Regions from separate parts of the Homo sapiens genome. Here region 1 is linked to region 2. Evidence: read pairs that join two places in POLR2A ChIA-PET (ENCODE). Cell type or tissue: OCI-LY7. All regions are shown on one strand. Each heading gives the region's core, and the rest is flanking DNA. Links, peaks and the distances in the headings are about the cores only.

Region 1 (8,565 bases), core at 271-2,770, 1.8 Mb after region 2:
GGTGTGCAAGGCAAGCAAGGCCCTTTTGTGCTCTAGTCCGTATTTTTGTCAACATCCCGGTTCAAGCTGGGAACCAAGTGATAGGATCTGAACAGAGATTATCATTCATTCACTTCAGGGACCTGGGAGAGAAAACCAAATTTGCTTGGGTCAGGATTATGGAATTGCTTTATATATAGTGAATCAAAGGCTTAGAATAATAATAATAATACCTATTATTATTATTACTTTCAGTTTAGAAATATCTTAGCTTCTAGGCCAGGCATGGTGGCTCATGCCTGTAGTCCCAGCACTTTAGAAGGCTGAGGTGGGAGGACCACTTGAGCCCAGGAGTTTGAGACAAGCCTGGGCAACATGGTGAAACCTTTTCTCTACAAAAAATTTTAAAACTTAGCCAGACTTGATGGCACACACCTGTAGTCTCTGCTACTTGGGAGATTGAGGTGGGAAGATTGCTTGAGCCAGGGAGGTGGAGGCTGCAGTGAGCCCTCATTGCGCCATTGAACTCTAGCCTGGGCAACAGAGCAAGAGCAAAGCCCTGTCTCAAAATAATAATAATAATAATAATAATAATAATAATTTTAAAAACATTATGTCTCTAAATTTGTTGTAATTTTGTCTTTTGATAGGCATAAGGATTAGATTGAACTAAAGGACACTGAGAATGCATCTCTTAAGTAAGTAAATAAAATAGAAATACCTTAGGTATTTGAACTCTGAAAATTTGAGACAGGTCTCAGTTAATTTAGAAAGTTTATTTTGCCAAGGTTGAGGACAGGCACTCATGACACAGCCTCAGGAAGTCCTGACGACAAGTGCTCAAGGTGCTCGGGGCACAGCTTGGTTTTATGCATTTTAGGGAGACATGAGACATCAGTCAATATATGTAAGTACATTGGTTCAGTCTGGAAAGGCAGGAAAACCTGAAGCAAAGGCAGAAAGATTCAAAGTGGGGAGGGGCCTTCCTGGTCACAAATAGGTGAAACACAAACAGTTGCATTCTTTTGAGTTTCTGATTTGCCTTTCCAAAGGAGGCAATCAGATATGCATCTATTTCAGTGAGCAGACGGGTGACTTTAAATAGAATGGGAGGCAGGTTGGCCCTAAGCAGTTCCCAGCTTGACTTTTCTCTTTAGCCAAGTGACTTTGGGGCCCCAAGATTTATTTTCCTTTCACGGGTATATTTAGATATTTAGAATCCTAATTTTTTGAGCAATTTTGACATCTGAAATATTGAAAAGATTACCATTACAATTGCATTTAAAATGAAACATTGAGTAATTGGTTTTGACATGAGTTTTTAAGTTGAAAGGTTTAAAAATTATGCAAAGGCTATCCATAATATTGGATAATACAGTTAGCTTAATATTCGCCATCTTTAAGGGTAGCAGTTAATTTTGTGAACGTTATCTCTGCCTGCGTGGAGGGTTGCAGTGAGAGAGGCCAGGGCTCCTGGATGTTGAGGTATGGATGGTAGCCCAGCCCACCCATGCTGTCTCTGGCCCTGCAGGTGACCACAGTCCCTCATTTTTGTCTGTGGTGGCGATGGTATCTGTGCAAGGCTGTGGTTTTTTTTTTTTTTTTTCTTTTTTAATCAGGCCCCTTCGTCATTTCCTTCCTTTTCTCCCTTGGCCCCTAGCTGGTGTGTGGCTCTGGGCTTGGGCCCTGCTCGAATGCATCCTCTTTCTCTGGCCGGAGCTGGTTCCAGCCCATGATGGGAGGTCTGACCACTGGGTCCTCAGGCCCTTCCCTGGTCATGATAATGGCATCAGTGCCTGGCCCAACACCCACCCTGGATATCTGGAGGAGGGGAGCTCTGATTTGCTGGGCTGGAGTGGCTGTCAATGGAAGCCCGACCTGGCCATTTGGCCTTGAGGAGACAATTGCCTGGGGCTGTAGGGGGACCACCCAGGAGGAAGGGGACGGAGGAAGAAGTGTGTGTCCTGGGACATCCCCAGGCTCCCAGGGCTCACACTGCCTGACAGTATCAGGCTGCACTTGCAGTCTCAGGAGCCACAGGCCACCCTCCTCCACTGTCATTTACAGCCATCTGCAGTTAGGTCCTGTCACCCGCAACCTAAAGCTCCTGACACATCAAAGCAGCACACAGAGGCTTGTGGGAGTTGATGCCATCAGCCCATTTGTAATGTGTCCTCGATTTGAGAACCATGTTGGATAAGGTTGTGGTCATCAGTGGGCACTCATTTTAGTGAGGCAAGGGTGGGATTGCCTAAATGCATGTGAGATTGAAGAGCCAAGAAGACATTTTGAATTGTATTATTTATTTGACTGTGGTTGAAACATGCAGCATGAGTTGTGCCCTCCAAACAGATCTGGTGTAGGTACAGAACTGCTCAGGTATCATTTATTGCATGCTACTCTACTCAGGCACAAGGCTCTAGTTAAAAAGCATACATCTCAGCTCAGAGTCCACCTTTATCACCAGCCTGTGTGGGCCCCCTCTTATGTACACACACACACACACACACACACACACACACACACACACACTCCCAAGTACCTTGCCTGTTAAACCCATTTTCCTTGCTTAAAGGAAAGGGGTTTCCATCCCCTGCAACTCAAGACATACAGGAAAAATCAATGGACATGTTTTTTTCCAACTCTCCACTCAACATGACCCTTCTGCCACCAGATGTTGGCAGGAGTGTTTTCCCACACACCAAGCAAGCAACTCTGCAGATTCCCCAGTGGACACCAGCTGGGCGTCCTCCAGTGCAATTCTAACACCAGAACAATGTAGACAGAAATGTTTAAAAAGAGACTTTATTTTCAGCAGGTTGGAGTGTGTGTGTGTGTGTGTGTTTGTGTGTGTGTGTTAACATGCTTAGTCTCCTTTAGTAAGACACAGGGACTGGACTGAACCATCTGGAAGACATCTCTCCATTTTGACACTTTATGATTCCCCCCTACCTTTTTTTCACTTACACATAGAAAATTTGGTGTCAACTGAAATAAACCGAGACAAGCTCTCTAAAAGAAATTTATTTGGGAATAAAGCATTGCAATGGGAATACGTGTGCCATAGTAAAAAGTAAGTGCGTATTCAGAGAGGTAAAGGAAGACAAAGGTTTTTAAAGGAAAAAAATAAGAAGAATTACATAATTGTTTTGAAATAATTATCTGTGGTTAGAAATATCAATAACAAGGGTGACACCAGTCCGAAGTTAAACAGGAGGTTACTGGGGAGATGTCCTTGCAAATGTCTTTTTTGTGTACCCTGGCGATGTCCTCTGAGCAAGGCTGTGGTTTTTGTAGTCTCTTTTTTTTTTTAAATCAGGCATGCAAGCCCAAAAATCTTCTCTTCAGGACTTCTCCAATCCTATTGGTCAGGGTTTTGTGAACATTCGTGACTCCATTTCTATTCTGACAATTTTCTCAGGCAGAAGAGCAGAGTGACTTCATACCACGTAGGAAGTTGTGTTTCTTAGTTGTATTTCGCCTTTTAGGAGCAATGAAAATTAATTACTTCAGATTCCTTTTTCCCTGTGCCGGACATGAGATTTCCCAAGTCATATCTTCCTATCCAAACATCCTTGCATCTCCCATATTTCTTTTAAATACACAGCTTATGGCCTCTTCAACATTCGTTTTTGTACACTCTGATTTGTGAGACTACAATTTTAAACAGGGTAACCCGCAATGCCATAAAATACATATAACAAAAGACACATCAAATATACAAGGGAAATGTGGGATTAAAATTTCCTGTAATTAAGGCTGGGTGTGGTGGCTCTCAACTGTAATCCCAGCACTTTGGTAGGCTGAGGCGGGTGGATCACATGAGGTCACGGGTTCGAGACTAGCCTGGCCAACATGGTGAAACCCCATCTCTACTAAAAATACAAAAATTATCCGGGTGTGGTAGTGTGTGCCTATAGTCCCAGTTACCAGGGAGGCTGAGGCAGGAGAATTGCTTGAGCCCAGGAGGCGGAGGTTGCAGTGAGCCGAGATCATGCTACTGTACTCCAGCCTGGGTGACAGAGTAAGACTGTCTCAAAAATTTCCTATAATTAGAATCGTTTACCTCTCTTCTAGTCATCCATTTTTTGGTTGTTTCTGTTGCCTTACAAAAAAAAAAAAAAGACTGGCCAGGAGTGGTGGCTTACGCCTGTAATCCCAACACTTTGGGAGGCCAAGGCAGGTGCATCACCTGAGGTCAGGTGCATCACCTGAGGTCAGGAGTCTAAGACCAGCCTGATCAACAAGGTGAAACCCTGTCTCTACTAAAAATACAAAAATTAGCTGGGCGTGGTGGCAGGTGCCTTTAGTCCTAGCTACTCGGGAGGCTGAGACAAGAGAATTGCTTGAGCCCAGAAGGCAGAAGTTGCAGTGAGCTGAGATTGTGCCACTGCACCCCAGCCTGGGGGACAGAGTGAGACTCTGTCTCACAAAAAAAAAAAAAAAAAAAAAAAAAAAAGACTTCATCGCACTCTTAGAGAAAATATTCACATGCTTTTGTGGTTGCCAGTGAAATCCCCAAACATTTTACATTAATCAGTTGAAAATATTATCCTGAGAAGATGATGGTTCAGCATCCAGCACCGTTTTGTGGCGGAACAGTGTCTTATTCAGTTCTTTGATGCCAATGCGATGGGAATTCAAGAGCCCAGAGACATCCAAGACTCGTCAATGTTCTTCTGTCTTTGTGGAATCTATGAGATGTCATGCTGAGAAAAAACAAACAAACAAACAAACAAACAAAAAACCCACTGCCCACTTTGATCCTGTCTCTGATCAGAAAGTGAAAGCCTTCAATTTTCCAAACAGTTCAAGAGGCACATGAGGGAGGAGGAGTACTCTTTCCCCACCCAACTGAGTGCTCAAACGGCATCAGGCTCAGTCTCTAATCTGGAGGGTAGAGAGGAGGGAGGCTGGACAGAGAAGTGCCAGGAGGCTCAGAAAACAAGACCCAAAATGAGGACATCCTAAGCAGCCTCAGAAGCAAAAAGTTTTCTCTGACCTTCTCTGGCCCTCTGTCTCTAGCCCCTCATTCTCCCCTGTCTGGCCATAGAAACTAGAATCCCTCTTCCTCAAGGTGAGTCATAGAAACTAGAACCCAAAGCCAGCTATAACACTTAAAAAATATGACTCTAATTTTCTTTCTGCCTTTCTGTGTAAAACCCAGCCATGAAGAAATGATCTGACCTACCTTGTTAGACTGTAGATCTTAAGACCCTCACTCCAGAGAGGGTCCTGGATGGAAGGAAGGAAGGAAGGAAGACTGCTCAGAGAGGCCATAAGAATCTAGACAGACAGGCCTGGCTGGGTGTCCCCACTTAGGCTCTTCTCATTAGCTCCGACCCTATTTGCCCAATTCTATTTCTGCATGGCTGTCCATACCTTGTGGAACCTAAGCATAAAAATGGATGATTTCCCTCATATCTTGGCCAGGCATGGTGGCTCACGCCTCTAATCCCAGAACTTTGGGAGGCCGAAGTGGGCGGATCACAAGGTCAGGAGATCGAGACCATCCTGGCTAACACGGTGAACCCCCGTCTCTACTAAAAATACAAAAACTTAGTCGGGCGGTATGGCACGTGCCTGTAGTCCAGCTACTCGGGAGGCTGAGGCAGGAGAATCGCTTGAACCCGGGAGGCGGAGGTTGCAGCGAGCCGAGATCGCGCCACTGCACTCCAGCCTGGGTGACAGAGCAAGACTCCGTCTCAAAAAAAAAAAAAAAAAGGACGATTTCCCCCATATCTTTAGGTTTGTATAGACACAGTAAATAAATGTGTCTGCCTTTTCTCCAATTGATCTGCCTTTTGCAATTTTTCTTTCTTTTTTTTTTTTTTTTGAGACAGAGTCTGGCTCTGTCACCCAGGCTGGAGTGCAGTGATGCTATGTCAGCTCACTGTAGCCTCCGTCTCCTGGGTTCAAGCGATTCTCCTGCCTCAGCCTCCCGAGTAGCTGGGACTACAGGCATGCAGCACCATGCCCAGCTAATTTTTGTATTTTCAGTAGAGATGGGGTTTCACCGTGTTGGCCAGGATGGTCTCCATCTCCTGGCCTTGTGATCTGCCAGCCTCGGCCTCCCAAAGTGCTGGGATTACAGGCGTGAGCCACCGCGACCAGCCTTTTGCAATTTTTCATCAAAATTTGAGAGGACCAAGGGTTCCCCTTGGCACCTACACCAGCCACCCTGTCTTGGGAAGTGGGGATGCTGGCACCACACAATGTGGATTCTGCTGGTGGTAAGGGAGAGAGGCTTTCAGGCAACAATCTTTGCCAGTGTATACTTCCAAAAGTCTCTAATGCACACATGTGCAAGTTCATGGCTGCTACCATTTGCTAAGCCATGCCCCTAGTATTGGACCTTCAAGGTTTTTTTTTTTTTCTCCAAAATGAATAGTGATATGACATACATTTCTCTTTCTTTCTTCTCTTTCTTCCTCTCCCTTCCTCCCTCCCTCCCTTCCTTTCTCTCTTTCTTTCCTTCCTTCTTTTTCTCCTTCCTTCCTTCCTTTTCTTTCTTTCCTTCCTTTCTTCTTTTTCTTTTCCCTTTCTTCCTTCCTTCCTCTCTCCCTCCACTCCTTCCTTCTCTCCCCCACCCCCCGCCCCCACCTCTCTCTCTCTCTCTCTCTCTCTTTCTTTTTTTTAAGACAAGGTCTTAAAAAATTCTCTCATTTCCCAGGCTGGAGTGCAGTGGCATGATCACGGCTCACTACAGGCTCAATCTCCTGTGCTCGGGTGATCCTCCCACCTCAGCCTCCCAAGTAGTTGGGTCCACAGGTGCGTGCCACCACGCCCAGCTAAATTTTAAAAATTTTCTGTACAGACAGGTTCTTGCCATGTTCCCCAGGCTGGTGTTGAACTACTGGGCTCAAGCTATCCACTCACCTCAGCCTCCCAAAGTGCTGGGATTAACAGGCATGAGCCACCTCTCCCAGCCACATTTCTAAACAAAACAAAACAGCCCAATTTTTTACAACCCAATTTTTATTATTTTCATTTCCTGTTATTTTTATAGTTTGTTTTCTAAGAAAAGGAATTCCAATCAGAAAATCCTTAATCGATACTGCTACGTGGATTACAAGAAGCAGTATTCACAGAATCAAGTGTTTTTTTTGTTTGTTTGTTTTCTGTTTTTTGTTTTTTTGAAATGGAGTTTCACTCTGTTGCCCAGGCTGGAGTGCAGTGGTGTGATCTCGGCTCACTGCAACCTCCACCGCCCAGGTTCAAGCGATTCTCCTGCCTCAGCCACCCAAATAGCTGGGATTACAGGCACGTGCCACCATGCCTGGCTAATTTTTGTATTTTTTTTTTTTTTTTGAAACTGAGGGAGTCTTGCTCTGTCGCCAGGTTGGAGTGTAGTGGCATGATCTCGGCTCACTGCAACCTTCGTCTCCCGGTTCCAGCTATTCTCCTGCCTCAGCCTCTCAAGTAGCTGGGACCACAGGCGTGCACCACCATGCCCAACTAATTTTTGTATTTTTAGTAGAGACGGGGTTTCACCATGTTGGCCAGGATGGTCTCGATCTCTTGATCTTGTGATCCACCTGCCTCAGCCTCCCAAAGTGCTGGGATTACAGGCGTGTGCCACCACATCCAGCCTAATTTTTGTATTTTTAGTAGAGATAGGGTTTCACTATGTTGGCCAGGCTGGTCTTGAACTCCTGACCTCAGATGATTCACCCGCCTCGGCCTCCCAAAGTGCTGTGTTTACAGGCCTGAGCCACGGCTCCCGGCCAAGTTTCCTTTTTTTTGTTTGGTCTGCTTACTTAATAGTGGAAAGAAAGAGAGTCTCGTTTTATTTTCCTCTTTCTTAACTGGGCAGAGTGTACATTTTTTTCTCATGTGTGTTCAATCATTTGTGTGCTTTTTTTTTTGTGATTTGAAAAATCCCATGACAAGGTGTATTTTCCATCATGCTTTTCCTTACCTAATTTTATAAACTCTTTGTATATTTGTGGTTACAATGTTCCTAATTTGGCTATTTGCCTTTAATTATAATTTTTGATATTTTCTCATTCACAAGATTAGTTCATTATGAAGTTTGCTCATTTTTTATATTTTTTACTTTTCTCTCCAGCAAGTTCCTAGTTGACTCAACAATATCAGCAAGGCTCGGCTGGAAGCCTCTAATCTTTACTACACAGAAATAACCTCGGTTTACTATTCATGTTTCCCACGGGCATCTAGTGCATTTCCAAGTCGATTTAAAAAATCTTCACAAAGACAAAAATACCTCATTAGATCCTGCGCTTGCTTGGAATACAGATTTATAAAAATTTTTTTTTGTTTTTGTTTTTTAAGACAGAGTCTCGCTCTGTCGCCAGGCTAGAGTGCAGTGGCACGATCTTGGCTCACCGCAACCTCCGACTCCCTGGTTCAAGTGATTCTCCTGCCTCAGCCTCCTGAGTAGCTGGGATTACAGGCATGCGCCACCACGCCCGGCTAATTTGTGTATTTTTAGTAGAGACGGGGTTTCACCATGAGCCAGGATGGTCTCATATCTTGACCTTGTGATCCGCTCGCCTCGGCCTCGCAAAGTGCTGGGATTAGAGACGTGAGCCACGGCGCCCGGCCCAGATTAATTTTTTAAAA
Region 2 (12,837 bases), core at 4,636-7,135:
CCAGGGAAATTGCAAGGAACCAACGCTTAAATGGAAACCTCCCAACCTGGACCTCCCATCATTTGTCCTGGCGATGACGAGTGCTGAACAGAAGTTCCTCAGGAGTGTTGCCCATCCCCATCCCCTCTGGAGTTTGAGCTGAACCCACTAGGGTGTCTGCTCATACTTAGCATCCCTCACCACCGTGTCCATCCCTGACCCAGAGACTCCATGTTAAAAGGCAAAAGGGGGAAGATGAGGGGCTTCCCTGTAGGCTGGTACCATGTTGGTCCCCAGCTCAGCTAGTGGGAAGCTCACTAGGGTGAGGTTGGGCATTTGCCTGGACATTTTTATTCTCCTCCCTGTTCTGCAAAAGGCCTCCCTGCGGGGAAGGTTTTCTCTCTCAGAAGGCGTCCCTCACCCTGGCCTCAGAGCTCCGGGAGAAGGGCTTCAGGAAATGTTCTCCCCGGTGGTGTACAGTAAGCCGCGAGGGTGGAAACTTAGCAAGAGTGAGATAATAGTCTTAGTTTTATATATAGCACCTGTGTCTTCCGGAGACCTCAGAGCATGGGGTAAGGGCAGGGTTTAAACCACCTTCCCACCGCACGAGAGATGGGCAGGGCTCACTGCGAGGCAACCCCTCTCTCTGAGTCCTGCTGCTGCCCCCTGTCCTGGCAGCCCAGACCCCCTTCCTGGGAACTGGCAGGCCCTCGTGAGGTCCATAGCCATCTGGCTCCCCAGCCTTCGTGGTCACTGCAGGCACAGTCCTGATCCTAGGATACGTGAAGGGTAAGTGGGTGTTCATAGCTACTCCACCTGAATGGACAACTGACAAGGTGAAGAAAGCCGAGGCTGTGTGCGCCACTGACAAAGGGCCTTCTTTACTCAAATTCCCAGAGCCTGGGCACTTGCAAACACTTCCTACATAGCTGTATGCAACATGCCCATTTTACAGCCGGGAAACAAAGACGTTGAAGGGAAGGTGGTCACCGTGAAGGGAGCGCTCGGCTGGAAGGAAGTGGGCTGGCATTGCCCTAGCCCTGCACTCCCTGGACGGCCTGTGACCTTGTTCAGGCCCGTCTGTCTGTTCTGGCCCTGAGCATTAAGGCTCCTCTTAAATTATCTGGTCCTGTGTTTCCTGCTTAAGCACCCAGAAGGGCAATATTGCTCTCCGAAGGAGAAAAGAACAATACAGATTGCAGGTGTGAAAATATTAGCGTCCCGGTGCATCACGGAGCACCCTGAGTGTCTGCTTGGGGAGGGAGGAAACACACAACCCAGATTAAGCAGCTATCAGCAAACCACAGGATGGTCAGTAACGCTCACGCAGCTGCACACAACTTCCATCGCACCCCTCCAGTGGGTGTACGCATGTGCCCACCCACACTTATCTACACACCCACATATCTACACCCATACATGCATGCATGCACGTAAACACACACTGCACACTTACCCATATACACACATGCATGCACACACACATACACACGTGCATATGCGCAAATAAATATACACACATATACACACACATACATACACACTCATGCTCCGCTAAGACACCAGAGGTGAGGAGACTCCGGACCCAGCTGGCTATTCGACCTCTTCGCATTTCTAGAATGCCCCCGCCCCCGGTTCCCAGACGGCTACTAATTCTGCCTTCCTTTGAGTTGCTGCCTGTGTCCCCTTCCTCCCACTCCCACATTTACCCTGGCTTCCTACACACCATGGGGCGAAACAGTTCAGAAATAGAGTGGAAACCAGGTTTGGAGAGAACACTTTATTAGGGAGGGAAGTGGCAAACAATTGCTATTTTTATTTTTGTTTCTCTAAGGCCTCTGTGCCCCCTCTGTCAAGGGGCGACAAGGACGGCGTCCTCCCCACAGGTTTCCGGTGTCATCCCGTTTTAGATCCACTACGGCCAGGCACCCTATCTCCTCACCCCAGGGCCAGGGCCAGAGTCGTGGTCTGGAGGAATTTCTAACAAGGAGAATGCTCCTTGGTGTATAAGGAATTTGTTCGGGGTTTACTAAAATCATCCAGAATGTTCTCAGTCGCTACTGTTGGCATCTCTTCGCTCTCAGACTCAGCCCCATAAATTCAGAGTTCACGAAGGACACCCTCCTGCTGCTTGACACTTGGCTCAGGCTTTAAAACTGTTCTTTTTACTACAGTGACAGCCAAAGAAAGCATCCTGGGTGTTCAGATAACAATCAGTGTCCTGAACAACTACCCCTCCACATAAAACAATCTACCACATCCAGGCTATATTGACTTCAATCAGTTCTATCACTCCCACCCCAACATCCTGACTCTAAAAACTGAGGGCTTGTGACCTGGTCCCACAAGGACTTTCCTTGACTTACTCAGATAATTGATATTTTTTAAAATCTTGACCGTCTATGGCAAAGGGCCCTTCTTGAAAGCCAAGCTAGGAGGCTCTCAGAGAGCAGACAATGAGTTGTGTGTGCTTGAACATTTCAGGTATGAGCCTCTGACATCTATGGTACACCTGAGTGCTGTCCCCAAATATTTCTAGTTCTCCTGGGCACATGGTAGGACTCTACTCTCTTGGCCCCTTAAAATTAGGTGAGGACAGCAGACTTACCTGGCCAATTAAATGTGAGCAGAAGTGGTAAGTGTTGCTTGTCTGGAATGTAGCTTTACAAGTCAGTATGTGATTCACCATGTTCTCATTCCCTCTGTACAGTAACCAGCACCATGAGACCACAGCTGACCCAGATCAGGTATGTGGCATGAGCAGAAAATAAACCTTTCTTGTTTTCTGCTGCCAATTCTGGGGCTGTTTGTTACTGCAACATAACCTAGCTCATCCTGACTAACACAACACCTTTGATTTGAAGTAAGAATGACATGAAGAGCTGCTGTAACCCTGGCTTGCTGTTTGAACAGAGGAAACAAGAGAACAGCACTGAAGAGTAAATTAAAGGGTCTATAGAAAACTACCTGTCATCCTCAAGGTTGCCCTGCTTCCTCCTGCTGCCATGCTTTTGTGCACACACATCCCTTTACTCCAGATAGTCTTCCTTTTTCTCTGACTACGTGAATCCCTTCAAAATTCAACTCCAATGGCACCATATCTGAGAATATTTCTCTTCTCCACCACCCTAGGTAGTGTTGGCATCTGTCCTCTGCTGTCAGCAGGAATTGGGACTTCACACTGTAAACATGCTTATTCTCTCCCATAGCATTCACTCATCTGGGAAGACAGTACAGAGTGGTGGGCACAAGAGCAGGCTCTAGAGCAGTGCTTTTCAATCAGGGGCGATTCTCCCCATGGGGGACATTTGGCAATGTCTGGAGACATCTGGTTGTCACAAATGGGGGGAGGTGCTACTGACCAGAGATACTGCTAAACATCCTACAGTACACAGAGCAGCCCCACACAACTGAAAAGTATCTGTCCCTAAATGCCAACGATGAGAAACTCTAAGAATATCTTGGTTCATAGCCTGACTCTTCTATTACTATGATTTTAGACATGTCACTTAACTTCTCCTTCAATGACTACCACATAATAAAAGCATAATAGGTATTAGGTATTACAATCTGCCTCCTCTACTAAACTTCGAATCCCTAGAAGGTAGGAACTAAGCTATGCTTGTACATGTATCCCTACTGCCAGTACACCATGAACGTTTGTGAACTCCATGGGTAAAGCGTTAGTTCACTCTTTTCTGAAAGCTAGTTAGTCGCAGGTAGTAGATAAAACCCTCTACCTTGCACCAAAAAGACAAGGCCTGTGCGTGCATTCTCTTTAGCAAAACCTCTGCTGGTTTTAATAGAAAGTATTTATTCTAGTTCATTGCGAAGCACAAATGCAAGTATAGTAACTCTGACCCAGAAGATTTAAGAAACCAGAAGATCAACACACACAACCATCCTGGAAGAATGTAAGTTCACGGAAATTAAATTTTATAACAATGATGCCATCTGGAGAAGTAACTTGAATCAAAATGAACTAACTACTCACCAATGGCCATAATATATTTTATGTATTCAAATAAACCAAACACAAATATCAGATTGAGTCAGGAATGTAACAAGAGGTTTTTGTATAGCAATATTTTGTTTTATTTTTCCCATTCAACGTCAATTTTCTAGGTATTACAAGTTTTCTTTCTTTATTAAACCAAGTCATTTGAAACCTTCAAAACGTGCAAGATTTCCTGATTCACACTGTAATACTCTATTGCTTTTATTTTTATGTATTTATTTTTGAGATGAAGTCTCGCTCTGTCGCCCAGACTGGAGTGCAGTGACAAGATCTCGGCTCACTGAAACCTCCGCCTCCCAGGTTCAAGTGATTCTCTTGCCTTAGCCTCCTGAGTAGCTAGGACTACAGGTGCCCGTCATAATGCCCGGCTAATTTTTGTATTTTTAGTAGAGATGAGGTTTTGCCAAGTTGGCCAGGCTGGTCTCAAACTCCTGACCTCAGGCAATCTGCCCACCTCGGCCTCCCAAAGTGCTGGCACTACAGGCGTGAGCCACCGCACCTGGCCCTCTATTGCTTTTACATGCCATTTTCTGAGCTTATAACATGTTCATACACTTCTAACCAGACGACTTAAAGTAGTGTGGTTGATGTGGAAAATACTAAGAAATCCCAAGTTGTGGCATGCAGTAAAAATGCGTAAGAATAGTTTTGTATATCTCATATAAACCCAAATCATCTTCTGTCAAAAATTGCTCTACCCAGAGAATTTCTGTTCTTCCCATACTCTAAAAAGAGATTCTGTGGCTCTAAAATCTTTTTCTTTATTTTTTTCTAAAAATCTTCTCTTTTTATTTTCTTTTTAAAATGTTTTTATTTTATTTGAAGTTCTAGGATAAATATGCAGGATGTGCAGTTTTGTTACATAGGTAAACAAGTGCCATGGTGGTTTGCTGCACCTATAACCCATCACCTAGGTATTAAGTCCCACATGCATTAGCTATTTATCCTGATGCTTTCCCTACCTCCACCCGCAAAAGGCCTCAGTGTGTGTTGTACTCAAAGTTTTTTTTAAAAAATCTGTTGAACAACTGCAACCAGCATCAAACCTAGGTTTTCAAAACGTACCAAAACGGAAAAATATTCTGAACCAAACCATCATTTGATTCAGTTCCAACTTTGGTCTTGAGCCCAATCAAATAACCACTGAAACATGCTGGACAATTCTAGTGGGCCACGGGGACTGGGTGGAAAGCCTGTGGTCATCTGTCTCCATGAGATGATTTCCATTCCCCAGGCTCAGGGAATACATGGGAAAATCCTCTGCCCATTTTCCAAAAATCCTTTAAGCCCATATAGAAAACAATACTTTCTTTGTGATAGATTGTTTATACAAATTCACCAAAGGAGATTTTGCAAATATTATATAGACTTCATCATACCGAGGGAGAAATAACCATGCCTTTTAGTTTCTTCTGATTCACTGAAATGAGGACTAAGATGCTTTATTTCACACACTACCGGGTTCATGTATATCACCGGGCAGAAAAACAAACATAAATACCTTCTTAAGCAGATGACATCTTCCCCTGTTTCTCGATGGAGACCAAATCCTCCCGCAGGTACTCAAACTAGTAGCAATCCCATTAACTCTCAAGACTACTTTCTGCTGCCCCCTCCTGAGACAGGAGTTAAAAGATGGCAAGGACATGGGCAAGTGGCCTAGGGTGCAAGGTGAAATCTAGTGCTAGCTTTAAAGAGAAAATTCCTTCCATCTCTGTGGTTATGAGTAGTTCTAAATTACATACCCCATGTTTCTTTTTTGGCTTAATTACAATAAAAAGGGGAAGCATCTCTGGGACCTTCAGCATGACTATGTTGCAAAACTAAACCCAAAGCACAGGCCCAGGCTGCAGAGAGACAAAGGGAAGCACCAGTGGCGGAAAGGAAGCCTCACCCAGAGTGGGGCCTGGTCCTCAGCCACCATCTCGGAGGCGCCCAGAGGGAGGTGGCAAGGAGACACTCTGCATCTGCTTCTTTGTTTTTCTTTTTATTTCCAGGCCCCAACAATCAATAAACAACTTTCCTTAAATAATACAGCACCTGTGAGTCAGCCTGGGTAAGCTCCTGTGGAGACGGAGCTGGGAGGTGATGGCATGTGGGCAGGGGCCGCCGTCCGGGCCTCCTACACACCACAGCTCCCACCGGGCTGCCCGCCAAGGGGCATGACTCTATCCTGGAGTCAGAGGACACTGGGAGCAGGAAGCGACCTCAGAGATGACCAAACACCTTCACCTGAAGCCCTGAGAGGCAAAGCCCAAACAGGAGGCCAAGGCTTTTGACACCCTGCCCGTTTTTATAGCACCTCTGTGGAATTGTTCATTTTCTAAGCCAGATCATTCCACAGAAGGAGACGGTAAATAAGCCAGTGAAAAAATTAACATCGCCAGCCATTAGAGAAAAGCAAGTTGGCCGGGCGTGGTAGCTCACGCCTGTAATCCCCAACACTTTGGGAGGCCGAGGCAGGCGGATCACAAGGTCAGAAATTCAAGACCAGCCTGGCCAACATAGTGAAACCTCGTCTCTACTAAAAATACAAAAATTAGCCAGGTGTGGTGGCGGGCACCTGTAGTCCCAGCTACTTGGGAGGCTGAGGCAGGAGAATCACTTGAAACCAGGAGGCGGAGCTTGCAGTGAGCCAAGATCGCACCACTGCACTCCAGCCTGAGCGACAGAGCAAGACTTCTCAAAAAAAAAAAAAAAAAGAGAAAAGCAAGTTAAAACTGCAATGAAGGCTGGCGTGGTGGCTCACTCCCATAATCTCAGCACTTTGGGAGGCCAGGAGACTTGAGACCAGCCTTGGCGACACAGCAAGACCCCATCTCTACAAAATAATTTTAAAATTAGCTGGGCATGGTGCTGCATACCTGTTGTCCTATAAATCGCTACTTGGGAGGCTAAGGCGGGAGGATCCCTTGAATCTAGGAAGTCAGGGCTGCAGTGAGCCATGATTGCCCCCTGCACCCCAACCCGGGCAAGCTACAGAACAAGACCCTGTCTCAAAAAAAACAAAACAAAACAAGACACAGAAAGAACCTACAATGAGATGGCCTTGCATACCTGCATACCTACCAGAGTGGCTAAAATAAAAGTAGCTACTTAGCTACTAAATAAAACGCTGGCAAGGATGTGGAGAAGCTGCAGCACTCATACACTGCTGTGGGATGTAAAATGGTGAAGCCACTCTGGAGAGCAGTGTGGCAGTTTCGTAAAATATGAAATGAATGTGCAACTACTGTACGACCCAGCAACTGCACTCCTGAGCATTTATCACAAATAAATGAAGGCTTACATCACACAAAAATGTGTACACGAATGTTCACAGCTGCTTTATTCAAAATAGCCAGACCTGGAAATGACACAGATGTCCCCTCCTAAAAAGTGAATCGGGGGCCGGCACGATGGCTCGTGCCTGTAATCTCAGCACTTTGGGAGGCCGAGGCAGGCAGATCACTTAGAGGCCAGGAGTTTGAGATCAGCCTGGGCAACATGGTGAAACCCCGTCTCTACTAAAAAACACAAAAAAAGTAGCCAGTTGTGGTGGCGTACGCCTGTAATCCCAGCTACTCGGGAGGCTGAGGCACTAGAATCACTTGAACCCAGGAGGCAGAGGTTCCAGTGAGCCAAGATCACACCACTGCCCTCCAGCCTGGGCAATAGAGCGGGACAAAACAAAACAAAAAATTGAATCTGAATCTCTGAGGGTAGCATAGCAGAGACTGAGGAATCCAACTTTGGTAAGGAATCCTGGTGGTCGCTCCCTGCTGACTTACCGTGCCCTGTGGTCGGTCACTTGCCGCCCCACATGGCCTTTACGATGGAGGCCACAGCCTCACTTGGTGACCGCAGCTGTGCTCCTTTCCAGGGAGGTGCCACACCCTTCACCTCTATCACCTATTGAGAATATCACCTATTGAAAGCCTGGGCATTCTGTGTCCTGGCCCCTTTAGGCCCTCACCCATGTCTCCTAATTTAAATGAGGATTTAACTTAATTTACCTGGAGGCAGGTAACTCAACTCGATTGCATTCAATTCCTGCTTAGGTGCTGACATTATAAGCCCACAACAGCTTGTACCTGTTGGACTCATGCGCAGGCCGTGCAGCTCCAGGCTGCCTGGGTGCTTCACAGTATAGCAGTACCTAGCAAGCCCCACGCAGCACAGAGGCCCACGATGCTCTCTCTGGGTGGCCTGAGGCATCTGGACACGTGCAGATCCATGCTCTGTATCTGCTGAAACCCTCTTTCCCGTGGGCAGATCTGCCCTTCTCCCTGTGGGAGGCAGGCTGAGTCCCTGGGGACCCGGATTACAGAGTGAGTGCCTTGGGGTGCTCCCCTTTTCTGCTATCAGGGGCTTATTGCCCTGCTATGTCTGCAGCAATGAGGAGCTTTAACCTTTTCCTGCCCTTTAGGGTTAAGAGTTCTCTTCCAGTTCATCAGCCTAAGGAGGCAGCTCCAGGAGCTCACTTTTGCTGCAGTTGCATCTATTACATCCCTTTTTTAAACAAAGGCCCATTCATTTATAAGGAAAAGAATCCACTCTTAGTTCCACCTCCTCAAGTAGAAAATTTTTAACTAGACTAAAACGGTACTCCAGGGGACCTATGTGAACACACTCTCTTTCCCCCGGGGTCCAGTATTTCCACGGCAACAACCAATCCTAATTCCCTCAGCCACCTCCCAGGGCTGTGGTTCAGAGGCCCCATTGCTCCACCCATCCACCTCTGCATTCAGTTCAGTTAGTCCCCAGTCCCCCTAAAGCACAAGGCCCAGAACTAAATTCAAAGCCACCTTCCTCTGTTCTCCAGGCGACAGCTGATGGGTGGCAGAGAGGACAGGGTAGGAACTTGGGAGATTCAGATGAGTTAAAATCCCAGTCCTGCCATTGATCAGCTGTGGGCTTGGGACTAACAATTTATATGTCTCATCCTCATCTCTAAAAGGAGGAAAATAATGAATGCCCTGCAAAAATTACATAAAGTATTTGACGGAACATGCCTGGCACATAATAGGCACTTCTGAAATCATTGCTGCTATTATTTTTATTATTATTGTGCATCCTAAGACTGTTTAGTATTTTTTACAGCCGTACCACCTGTTAATTCATATTGAACTGGTAGTAAAATTATAACTCCCAGTGAATTTCAAAAGAAATATTGGCCGGGCGCGGCCGGGCGTGGTGGCTCATGCCTATAATCCCAGCACTTTGGGAGGCCGAGACGGGCAGATCACGCGGTTCAAGATCAGCCTGGCCAAGATGCTGAAACCCCATCTCTACTAAAAACACAAAATTAGCCAGGCATGGTGGCACCTGTCTGTAATCCCAGCTACTCAGGAGGCTGAGGCAGAAGAATCGCTTGAACCCGGGCAGCAGAGGTTGCAATGAGCTGAGATCATGCCAGTGCACCCCAGCCTGGGCGACAGATCAAGACTCCATCTCAAAAAATAAAATAAAATATTGGCCGGGCGCAGTGGTTCACGCCTATAATCCCAGCACTTTGGGAGGCCGAGGTGGGTGGATCACCTGAGGTCGGGAGTTCGAGCCCAACCTGACCAACATGGAGAAACCCCGTCTCTACTAAAAAAAAAATACAAAATTAGCCAGGCGTGGTGGCACATGCCTGTAATCCCAGCTACTCAGGAGGCTGAGGCAGGAGAATCGCTTGAACCCAGGAGGCGGAGGTTGCAGTGAGTCAAGATCTCGCCATTGCACTCCAGCCTGGGCAACAAGAACAAAACTCTGTCTCAAAAAAAAAAAAAAAAAAAAAGAAATAAAAGAAATATTGATGAGCCAGGACTCCTCCATCCTATCCTTTGGGCAACTGACTTTTAAATACCTTTATGGGGAACTTATGTTCCCTTTTATGACATCTGGTCATGGGGTCATACTGAACTATTTTCTTTTTTTTTTGAGACGGGGTTTCGCTCTTATTGCACAGGCTGGAGTGCAGTGGTGCAATCTCAGCTCACTGCAACCTCTGCCTCCCAGGTTCAAGCAATTCTCCTGCCTCAGCCTCCCAAGTAGCTGGGATTACAGGCGTACGCCACCACGCCTGGCTAATATTTTGTATTTAGTAGAGACGGGGTTTCACCATGTTGGTCAGGGTGGTCTGGAACTCCTGACCTCAGGTGATCCACCTGCCTCAGCCTCCCAAAGTGCTGGGATTACAGGCGTGAGCCACCGCACCTGGCCTTTTTTTCTTTTCTTTTCTTTCTTTTTTTTTTTCTTGAGATGGAGTTTTGTTCTTGTGGCCCAGGCTGGAGTGCAGTGGCACAATCTGGGCTCATTGCAACTCCCGCCTCCCGGGTTCAAGCGATTCTCCTGCCTCAGCCTCAGGATTAGCTGGGATTACAGGCGCGCACCACCACACCCAGCTGATTTTGTATTTTTAGTAGATACGGGATTTCACCATGTTGGCCAGGCTGGAATCGAACTCCTGACCTCAGGTAATCCACCCACCTCAGCCTCTCAAAGTGCTGGGGTTATAGTCATGAGCCACCGCACCCAGCCATAAACTATTTTCTGAAGTTGCTCAAGTCTTCTTTGCAAAGTCAGTGTTCCCAAACTACAGTCAGAGGCCAGGCTCAAGGTTCCTAGCAACCTGCCACCTGGTACATTCAGGGCACTCGCCCTTCAAGCACAACATGGATCCTTGGGGCTCCTTGCCACTCCAACTCCTAGGAGACTCTCCTGCCTTCCCCTGGGAATGTGGTATTTGAGGCCAATGGTGACTGACCAGAAAATCTAGGCCAGTTCAAAATGCCAAAGACAGGATGCCAGGAAGGACCCAGAACCTGCAGGGCTCCGTTCAGCTTCTTGGGGTTAACCAGCAGTCTGCAGAGGCGGGAGACGGCTCGGCTCTCAGGAGAGAGCAGCTGATTTTTAATGTACAGTGTAATACCGCAAGGTAAACAGCATCCCAGACGCTGCTCCATATGGCTTTACCCTGAGATCGAAACTAATTACCATTCTGTGTATATTTCCAGGTTGGGGCAATAAGGGAGTTACTGTCCAGCACATTCGCCATCAGACCACCCCTGAGGTCAACACTGCCACGTGCTAACAAGCTCCTTTCGTGGTTTCAATCCTCCCAGACATCAGTCCCTTCATCCTGCAAAGGGCAGAAAGAAACTGGGGCTTGGGGAGGTGTTAGGGCAGGCTGAGCCTGAGACACATATGTCTAGAAAGGGGCAACGTCTCAAAACTGCACATTCAGAGCCTGGAAGCTCTGTACAGATGCCTAATGGGTCCTGGGGCTAGAAAAGGTTTGAATAGATCATCCTGGACAGAAAAGATGCAAACCCCCAGGGGTCAACCCTGCAGGCTACCTGCTCCCCCTGCCCCCCACCCATTACAGCTGAAAGGAAGGAGAGAGTTCCATTTCACACATCCTGTGTGTAGCAGAGTAGAGACCAGGGTTTGGCAGGCAGGATGCCCAGGGCTGTGGTGACGCCAGTCCGTGCTGCTCAGATGGAACCTGTAGCCATCCAGCCCGGATCCTGCATGGGTTCCAGTAGGCCCTCCTGGGACTTGGAAGTGAGCTGGTGTGCTCGGGGTTCATCAGCTCCGTCCAGTCACCTGACTGGCTTTTCCTTCCACTCCACCATCCCAGCCCAGATGACAAGGGCACAGTATGGCCTTGTGACTTGGGAAGTCCTGGGTAGGTTCTCTGTGGCTCACTTCAAGAGGAGGCCAGGGTGACGCACAGTGTACTTCAGAGACCCCAGAGCCACCTGGACCTGAGTCCCTGTGAATGGACACGTGACGGGCCTCACTGGGTGTGCAGTAAGATAAAACATCTCCTTAATCTCAGAGAGAGCCTGTGTTAATAAGCACGTGCCTGGCCTGGCACCAGATGCGGCACAGAGAAGAGACGAAGACTAATTAAATCACACACGTCCAGAGACCTCCTTGGTAAGAAAAGCCACACCGATACAGAGTAGTGTTGTTCTACACACACACGTGTGTGTGGGTGTGTGTGTATAGAGAGATATATATGTATATATTTCATTGGCTCTCTTATGAGCTACAGTGACTCTAAAAGATGCACCAAGAAAGCAGAGGAACAAGGGGAAGGGAGGGAAGGGACAGAGGCTTTCACACCCCAAATGCTGGGCATTTTGTGTCTGGATGACCTCAGCCAGTTTCCACCTACAAAACAGAATAAAAAGAGGCTGGTCCCCAGGGTGTGTAACCTGACACCTCTTGCCGGCAGCTGAATACAGGGGATTGTTTTTTTAAACTTCAAGTTCCAATCCCTAGTAACAAAGTGAGGCCTCTCCTGCAACTAAAGAACCTCCCTGGAAAAATAAATCCTGCTGCCTGTTTTGTCATCATCTTCGACAATTAGCTGTACTTGGGACAACGTGACTCGAGCCAATTGGTGAAGGCGATTAGGGCATCCACTTAAAAACGCTCTTCACAACTGGTGGAGGGGTGTCCTCTATTCCACCCCTGTTCTGCACCCGGTACTTGAGCTGCATTATCTCCTTTCATCTTCACAGCACCCCCTGAGAGAGGCTCATTATCCTCATGTTAGAGATGAGGACACTGAGACTCAGAGATGTTCAGCCCACGCCAAGGTCTAGGACAGAGTGAGGGTGTGGGTTCAGGTCTGGCTGGCTCGGGCTCCACACTCCCCAGCAGACCATCTTGCTTCTGTGCTCAGCAGAGCAAGCCTCCCCCAGCACACACTTCCTACAAACCTCAATGTCAAAGAGCTCCCAGACCCCATGACTTCTCCTCTTCCAAGGGAAGAAGTCAGCAACACTGCCTCAGACACCCTTATTCACTCTCACCCAATCAAAGAGAATGGTGGAGGTCGCAGGTTCGGCATAAAATAC

The links. Peaks named below come from ENCODE experiments on the same cell type or tissue, not always from the same donor. Only the 100,000 strongest peaks of a DNase experiment are listed, where the experiment ranks them.
Region 1: POLR2A ChIA-PET joins it to region 2 with 6 read pairs; 1 of 35 experiments calls an interaction of 5 or more read pairs at or near these places.

Annotation. Positions count from the first base shown.
Region 1 is chr1:228,477,533-228,486,097 of GRCh38, forward strand. No RefSeq gene overlaps it. Among named protein-coding and RNA genes, the nearest start is that of RNF187, 5.6 kb to the right of the region's middle. In OCI-LY7, for the core only: no CTCF peak of the experiment used is centred there; DNase peaks (open chromatin) are centred at 1,619 and 2,079; H3K4me3 peaks cover 1,340 bases; H3K27ac peaks cover 1,754 bases.
Region 2 is chr1:226,711,609-226,724,445 of GRCh38, forward strand. All of the region lies in intron 2 of ITPKB (inositol-trisphosphate 3-kinase B), which reads right to left. Among named protein-coding and RNA genes, the nearest start is that of ITPKB, 21 kb to the right of the region's middle. RefSeq lists enhancers at 102-151, 342-401, 762-841, 1,342-1,411, 6,084-6,583 and 1 more. In OCI-LY7, for the core only: CTCF peaks have their summits at 5,603 (motif pointing left) and 5,809; a DNase peak (open chromatin) is centred at 5,843; H3K4me3 peaks cover 1,353 bases; H3K27ac peaks cover 2,048 bases.